Linked DNA regions of Homo sapiens: region 2 is linked to region 1. A link is an interaction called in ENCODE POLR2A ChIA-PET data of the cell type or tissue named here. Cell type or tissue: MCF 10A. All regions are shown on one strand. Links, peaks and the distances in the headings refer to the core of each region. The heading gives the core; the rest is flanking DNA.

The links. ChIA-PET counts read pairs that join two places held together with the same protein. Peaks named below come from ENCODE experiments on the same cell type or tissue, not always from the same donor. Only the 100,000 strongest peaks of a DNase experiment are listed, where the experiment ranks them.
Region 2: POLR2A ChIA-PET joins it to region 1 with 7 read pairs; 3 of 35 experiments call an interaction of 5 or more read pairs at or near these places.

The regions. Positions count from the first base shown.
Region 1 is chr1:220,334,033-220,338,003 of GRCh38, forward strand. No RefSeq gene overlaps it. Among named protein-coding and RNA genes, the nearest start is that of RAB3GAP2, 64 kb to the left of the region's middle. RefSeq lists enhancers at 1,859-3,058, 2,461-2,968. In MCF 10A, for the core only: no CTCF peak of the experiment used is centred there; DNase peaks (open chromatin) are centred at 1,819 and 2,519.
Region 2 is chr1:220,515,013-220,518,408 of GRCh38, forward strand. No RefSeq gene overlaps it. Among named protein-coding and RNA genes, the nearest start is that of MARK1, 11 kb to the right of the region's middle. RefSeq lists a silencer at 1,015-1,309. In MCF 10A, for the core only: no CTCF peak of the experiment used is centred there; no DNase peak of the experiment used is centred there.

The DNA.
Region 1 (3,971 bases), core at 744-3,243:
AACTTCCAGTTAACTGGTGATTTGCTCAATGTCCCAAGCCTTTCTTTTTTTTCCATACTGTAAATCAATAGACTTTTAGTTGAAATTTTTTGTCTTTAGCTTTCTGGAACTTTCTTAACTCTCTTGACAAGCAAAATTGTTACTTCCTCTATGCTATGATACTAACTGGCTTACATCACATCATCAATAAATCTTTCATCATACTGAATTTCAGTTACTCACACTCAGATCTGCTTACCCAACTAGATTATTAACTGCTTAAGGGTAGGCATTCTAGTTCTATATGTCTAGTGCATGTTGAATGCTCAAAATATGTTTTGTGAAAGTATGAATCAATCAATCAATAAGCTATGTTTCCTGGGATATACCAGCCTTCAGGTAAAAACTGAGTCATTGTAACAATAATCAAACAGTTCTTCTCTGGATATGCCTTTTTCTTATTACACATCCCTCAAATTCTAACCAGATATTTTTTATACTGTACTGGAGTGAGTATTGTATATTTTCTCATATATTCATTATTTCACACACACACACACACACACACACACTTTTCTTTTGAGGCAGAGTTTCACTCTTGTTACCCAGGGTGGAGTGCAATGGCATGGTCTCGGCTCACTGCAACCTCCACCTCCTGTGTTCAAGTGATTCTCCTGCCTCAGCCTCCTGAGTAGTTGGGCTTACAGGTGCACACCACCACGTCTGGCTAATTTTTGTATTTTTAGTAGAGATGGGGTTTTGTTTGGCCAGGCTGGTCTCGAACTCTTTACCTCAAGTATTCCACCTGCCTCGGCCTCCCAAAGTGCTGGGATTACAGGTGTGAGCCACTGCGCCTGGACTATTTATTTTTTTGAGATGGAATTTCGCTGAGTGCAGTGGCACAATCTTGGCTTGCCACAACCTCCACCTCCCAACCTCACCCTCAAGTGATTCTCCTGCCTCAGCATCCCGAGTAGCTGGGATTACAGGCACCTGTCACCATGCCTGGCTAATTTTTTGTATTTTTTAAAATAGAGACAGGGTTTTACCATGTTGGCCAGGCTGGTCTCAAACTCTAGGCCTCAGGTGATCGACCTGCCTTGGCCTCCCAAAGTGCTGGGATTAAAAGCATGAGCCACCACGCCTGGCTACATATATATTTAGATGTCTGCTAAAGCCAAATAATATACCGGGGCCTGGGAATGCAGTAATGAGGATTGATGATGTTGATGATGATTATGATGATAACGATGATTCCTTTAGTATTTGAGAGTCTTAATAAAACAGCACTTCTCATTCCTGAGTTATGAATCAATCTAGAAATAAGCCAAAAGAACAGCATATAGAGTCAAAGTTGTAACATTTAAAAAATTACTGATAAAGCTTATATGGGAAAATGAGCCTTATATCTATGGCCAAGGGGTCTTCTGAATACTAACCCCCCAGAACTATTTAGGCTCACCCACTCAATCAAGGCAGTGATTCCTTACATGGTCTGTCCCCATGAGATCAGCCACAGACAAACAGAAAGTGTACTATCTGGGGGAAGGCTAGCCCCCAAGAGAGAGGGCAGGGAAGAATTAATTGATGGAACAAGATCCTCCTGGTTACCCCATGGCTATTGCAGTTTTCCTGCCAGCCTTGGTTTTCATCAGCCATCATTCTTATAACCAATACTGAAAGCCACGTTCCTGTTGCCAATATGCCTGGAAGATGAAGCCGCTGCTGGTGTTGGCCAAAGGCACTTCCACTGCTGTGATTGCCCAGCAACACCTGTGCCAAGGCTACTGATGCCTGGTCAAGGCGATAATGTCTGAGCTGACTCCTGTGGTTGCCAAAGTCAACAAAGTTGCTGAAGAAGTTGTTGGCACCAGAAGGTTTGCATGCTCAGCATCTCTCAGAGCTTAAGAGCTCTTGTGGTTTCTACTTGCTATTTTCCTGCAGCCCCTAGGCATAGATTTCAGGCTGGGTCAGTGAAGGCTGAGCAGGAGGATACTCCGAGGGACAGACACAGGCCAATGACAGAGATGACTCCAAATGAGGTTATTCATCCCATCTCAGAGAGATGCCACCTGAAGTGAAAGAAGACAGCACTCACCACACAGCCCTTTTCTTGTGTCCCTATATTGGACCACATCACTATACTAAATTATCAATTACTAATACTTCTAAATCCATTCATGATCTTGTGAATAATACCATTATTTGCAATGTGTTTTGTGTTAATGTTAAAGACATTAATATGTTAAATGTAAATTTGCGAAATGCCTCTTTATATAACCCAGTTTTGGTATTTCTTAATGTAATATTTCAGGAGTCTCAAAAACAAAAGGAGTTTGGTGCTTCTTCAACCTCCAAGGGGGCTCCCATCTCACTTCTTTTGCCCTTTTACCCCTCCTACTCTGGACCACTGTCCTTGTATCAAACTTGTTTGCCTTAGAAGCTCTCTTTCCTAAGAAAGGTTCTTCTCCGGGAGGTTCTTCTACCTTTCTCATAAGTAAGTCTCTGTTGCTGACCCATGAGTTTTTGCAACAAGCCTTGACATGCCTGAGTCCTAGAGTGAACCCAGCTTAGGCTCATGCTGGGTTCCCTATATGTATAAGGAATGAATCAGGAAGGGCTTACCTGCATTAATCCAGGAGCTTAATTAAACTAACAAGAGCAACCATCACAGGGTGGATATAAAGAGGAGCTTGTTTCTTGGATTTGTTTCCATTCTTCCTCCAACGTTAGCAACTGTTCAATATTTAGCCCTAACTAAATCAGCACATTTCAGTAGTCACACCTAGAAATCTTATGAGTACATGCGGAATTTAAGGAATGTTTAGAAACAAATGTTGTTGGGGACTTGAATTAACAAAGCTTGCTGGGGAGTTCTGGATCTTCCTGCATTTTGTTTCCCTCACAGAAGGTGTTCTTCTGTTTATGTTTAGGACTCAAATGTATTCTTGATTTGTGTTCCTCTGAATTCCCTAACGAAGGTGTTTATTCAAATGCCTGGCTGGGCCCGGTGGCTCACGCCTGTAATCCCAACACTTTGGGAGGCTGAGGTGGGTGGATCATGAGGTCAGGAGATCGAGACCATCCTGGCCAACATGGTGAAACTCCATCTCTACTAAATATACAAAAATTAGCCAGGCGTGATGGCGGGCGCCTGTAGTCCCAGCTACTCTGGAAGCTGAGGCAGGAAAATCGCTTGAACCAGGGAGTTGGAGATTGCAGTGAGCTGAGATCATGCCACTGCACTCCAGCCTGGGCGACAGAGCCTGACAGGCTTGTGGCAGTAAAGAGGAAGTAGATAAAACTTGCGTCCTTGGTTGAAAAACAAACACAAACATGTATCTCTTTATGAATGTGTTGACATAGCACACTTTTGCCTGCTGTCCTGCTGCTGACCAATTAATCTAACCAGCTTCTCTTCCACATGCAGCATCATCCCCCATCTCTGAGTGAAGTCCACAATTAATGAGATTCTTTGGGTGGTTGTTGCCATTGCTGACTCACTGGCTGTTTTAGCTACAATGCCTCACCAGTGTATACCTGCCTCAGGCACAGACGGAATGCTGGGTGGCCTGATGCTATCTTAGGTAACTAGAGCATTGCTTCTGGAAGTGAGAAGCTGCCTTTAAATTATTCAGTGAGCCTTCTTCCAGTTCACAGGCCTTTCACAACAGTAGGGAAAGCAGCAGCAAAGTGCCATGATGGCCTGGAAACAGCAGGATTTACAGGGAAGGCAAAAATAGGGGAGGAGGATTCCACAGCTGGAATACGCCAAGCAGAGACTAGAGTGTTGCAGAGCCTGCACCTGCTCACCTCTTTTCCAGGTGGGAATGTTGGAAGAGAAGTGGAAAGGGCGTAGTGACTCTCAAGCAGGGTTACTGCCACCTTGGCGACATTTGTTAGTTTGCGTGTTAATGTGTGTATTTTTTAATTTTTATTTTTTAGCACTCTCTGATAAGGAGATAATGTGTGTTTTGTTCATTTGTCTGATT
Region 2 (3,396 bases), core at 807-3,306, 180 kb after region 1:
AATTCATTCTTATTGTACTTTACAAAGGTATAATTATTTGACAGGTTTGAAATTTGGGAGGAAAACACCTGGCCCCTCAGCATAGATAATGTTAAAAGCAGTATTCTAAAGCAACATACATATATTCAGAAGCCTAGGAAAGGCATTCAAAGATCAGAACTATGAACCTTTCCCTCAGAATTGGGCCACATATAAATTAATGTAATTTTAAGTGGCATTTTTGTCACCATCTAAGAGGTCTGTCAGGAATGATCAATTCTCTATTCTGGCGACTTTTCTTATTACATCACGTAGATATTGTGGTTTTATCAGAAATAGGAGAAAGTGAGTACTTTCAAACCTATATTTATAGTTCGCTGGGCCTTTGAACATATTTTATAAGCATTTACTATGAGGTGAGAATGGCTATCTCCATTTTAATGAAGAAACTGAGGCACAGGGAATTGCCATAATTGACTTGCGTTGAAACCAGGAAGCAGGCCCAGAGTTCCTGTTGTTCCATCATCTGGTATGGCTTAACATCCAGACCCCGCTTCCTCCCCAGAGGAGATTATGGAGGGTTGGGGTTGTGTTCATTTATTGTTTAAAGCTCTTAGTATCACGAATAAATGGTCTATAAAAATAACAAGCAGCAAAGCAAAGCAAATATATTTCTTTAGCAATGCATTAAAGTATCTTACAAAAACAAGTTTCCACATGCTGAACTGCAAAATATTCTTTGACTACAAATAGTTGTGGTCTTTTCTTGGGAAAGAATCTCAGAAAATGCACAATAATACATTTCAACTAAAAATAAAGATTGTATTCCCCTCTTAAGGAAATAGAAAGTTTGCGTGTGTGTATGTGTTTAATACTAGTATTTATAGACCTAAGGGAGTGAGTGCTGCTAGAACTCAGAGGAGCCCAAAGATGAGAATTGAATGGTCCCACAGGGAGAAAACTGCGAAGGAATTGAAAAAAGCAAGCAATGGTTCCCAGCATTATTTTAAAGCCATCTCAGTAGATGCTGATGGTTCTACAGCAAGTAGCAAAATTCTATTCAGAGAAAGACAACGTTCACCTATGAGCACACATAGCTGAGTTCTTAAATATTTTTTCACATGAATGATTCTTCAGGACTGTGGAAAACTTTGTTTCAGTCAAACAAAGCTACTTGTCATCGCCCATCCACAGCATGCTCATTCTTGTTTCCAGGCCTTTACCCATTACATTCTTCTTGGAGAATGCCTGATTCACTTTACTTATATTTGTCCTTTTTGTCTTTTAAAACACAGCTTAAAGCTCTGCTCCTCCAGGAAGTCTTTTCTAATTAACTCATGTAACTGACTCAGTCATTCTTTTGTGGCCCTAATCTATACATTTTATACTATATTTCTATGCAGGCATTTTGCTTTATAGGTGCTTTTGGCTCTGTGTAGGGTGTGTGTGTGTATGTGTGTTCAGGTCTTGGTGGTAAAGTGGCAAGATGTGGTGGGTAGGCATCTGATCTACTTAGATTGTGAGACCCTCGAAAGCAGGGACAATTCCCTCAGGCTGTGGTGGAGTCAGACATATTTCATAAGTGTGTGTGACTTTAGGCAACTCCCATAGGATTGCTGTGAGGATTAAACAGCATGACAAACGTGACCTGCAGGGCACCCGGTAGATGTTCAATAACAGAAGCGCTCTATCTTTTTGTGATTCTAGTACAAGGCTCAGTATGGGAGCTCTTCACTCCAGATTGCTAGTTTTCGTGGCTATTGCTGTTGTGGTTGCTTAATAAAAATAGCCTACGTTTATTCTTCTGGGAGAGTTAGATGGCCATTGAAACTAATGCTAGCATTTAGGAAACACCTTGTCTTTCACTAACTACTTAACCTCCTTGGGCAGGTTGTTACAGGCACACCTCATTTTATTGCACTTCACTCTATTGCACTCCACAGATATTGCATTTTTTTACAAATTGAAGGTTTGTGGCAACCCTGCACCAGGCAAGTCTATCAGCACCATTTTTCCAACAGCACATGCTCACTTCATGTCTCTGTGTCACATTTGGGTAACTCTCACAATATTTCAAACTTGTTTCTTGTGGTATCTGCGATGGTGATCTATGATCAGTGATCTTTGATGTTACTATTGTAATTCTTTTGGGGAGCTACAAACTGTGCCCACATAAGTCGGCAAACTTAATCTATAAATGTTGTGTGTGTTTTGACTTCTCTACCTACTGGCCATCTCCTCATGTCTTTTCCTCTCCTCGATCCCGCCTATTCCCTGAGACATAACAATATTGAAATTAGGCCAATTAATAACCCCACAATGACCTGTAAGTGTTCAAGTGAAAGGAAGAGTCACTTGTCTCCCACTTTAAATCAGAAGCTAGAAATGATTAAGCTTAGGAAGGCATGTCGAAAGACCAGGCAGGCCAAAAGCGAGGCTTCTTGCACCAAACAGTTAGCTAGTTGTAAATGCAATGGAAAAGTTCTTGAAGGAAATTAAAAGTACTACTCTAGTGAACACATGAATGATAAATGAAACAGCATTATTGCTGATATGGAGAAAGTTTTAGTGACTCAATAGAAGATCAAACCAGCCACAACATTCTCTTAAGCCAAAACCTAATTCAGAGCAAGGCAGTAACTTTCTTTAATTCTACGAAGCCTGAGAAGTGTGAAGAAGCTGCAGAAGAAAAGTTGAAGCTAGCAGAGGTGGGTTCATGAAGTTTAAGAAAAGAAGCTGTCTCCATAACGTGAAAGTGCAAGGTGAAGCAGCAAGTGCTGATGTAGAAGCTGCAGCAAGTTATCCAGAAGGTCTAGCTAGGATCACTGATAAAGTGGCTACATGAAACAACAGATTTTCAATGCGGAAAATATAGCCTTCTATGGGAGGAAGATGTCATCCAGGGCTTTTACAGCTAGAGAGAAGAAGGCAATGCCTGGCTTTACAACTTCAAAGGATTGGATGACTCTCTTGTTAAGGGCTCATGCAGGTGGTGACTTTACATTGAAGCCAATACCAGTTAGGGCCCTTAACAGTTATGCTAAATCTACTCTGCCTGTGTTCTATAAATGGAACAACGAGGCCTGGATGACAGCATATCAGTTTGTAGCATGATTTATAGACTATTTTAAGCCCACTGTTGAGACCTACTCCTCAGAAAAGAGGATTCCTTTCAAAATATTACTGCTCACTGAGAAGGTACCTTGTCACCCAAGAATTCTTCTGGAGATGTACAAGTAGATTAATGTTTTTTTTCATGCCTGCTCATACAACATCCATTCTGCAGCCCATGATCAAGGAGTAATTTTGGCCTTCAAGCCTAGAGGTATATTAATATTTTGTAAGGCTATAGCTACCATAGATTGTGATTGTTCTGATGAATCTAAGCAAATTGAAGAGCTCTGGAAAGAATGTATC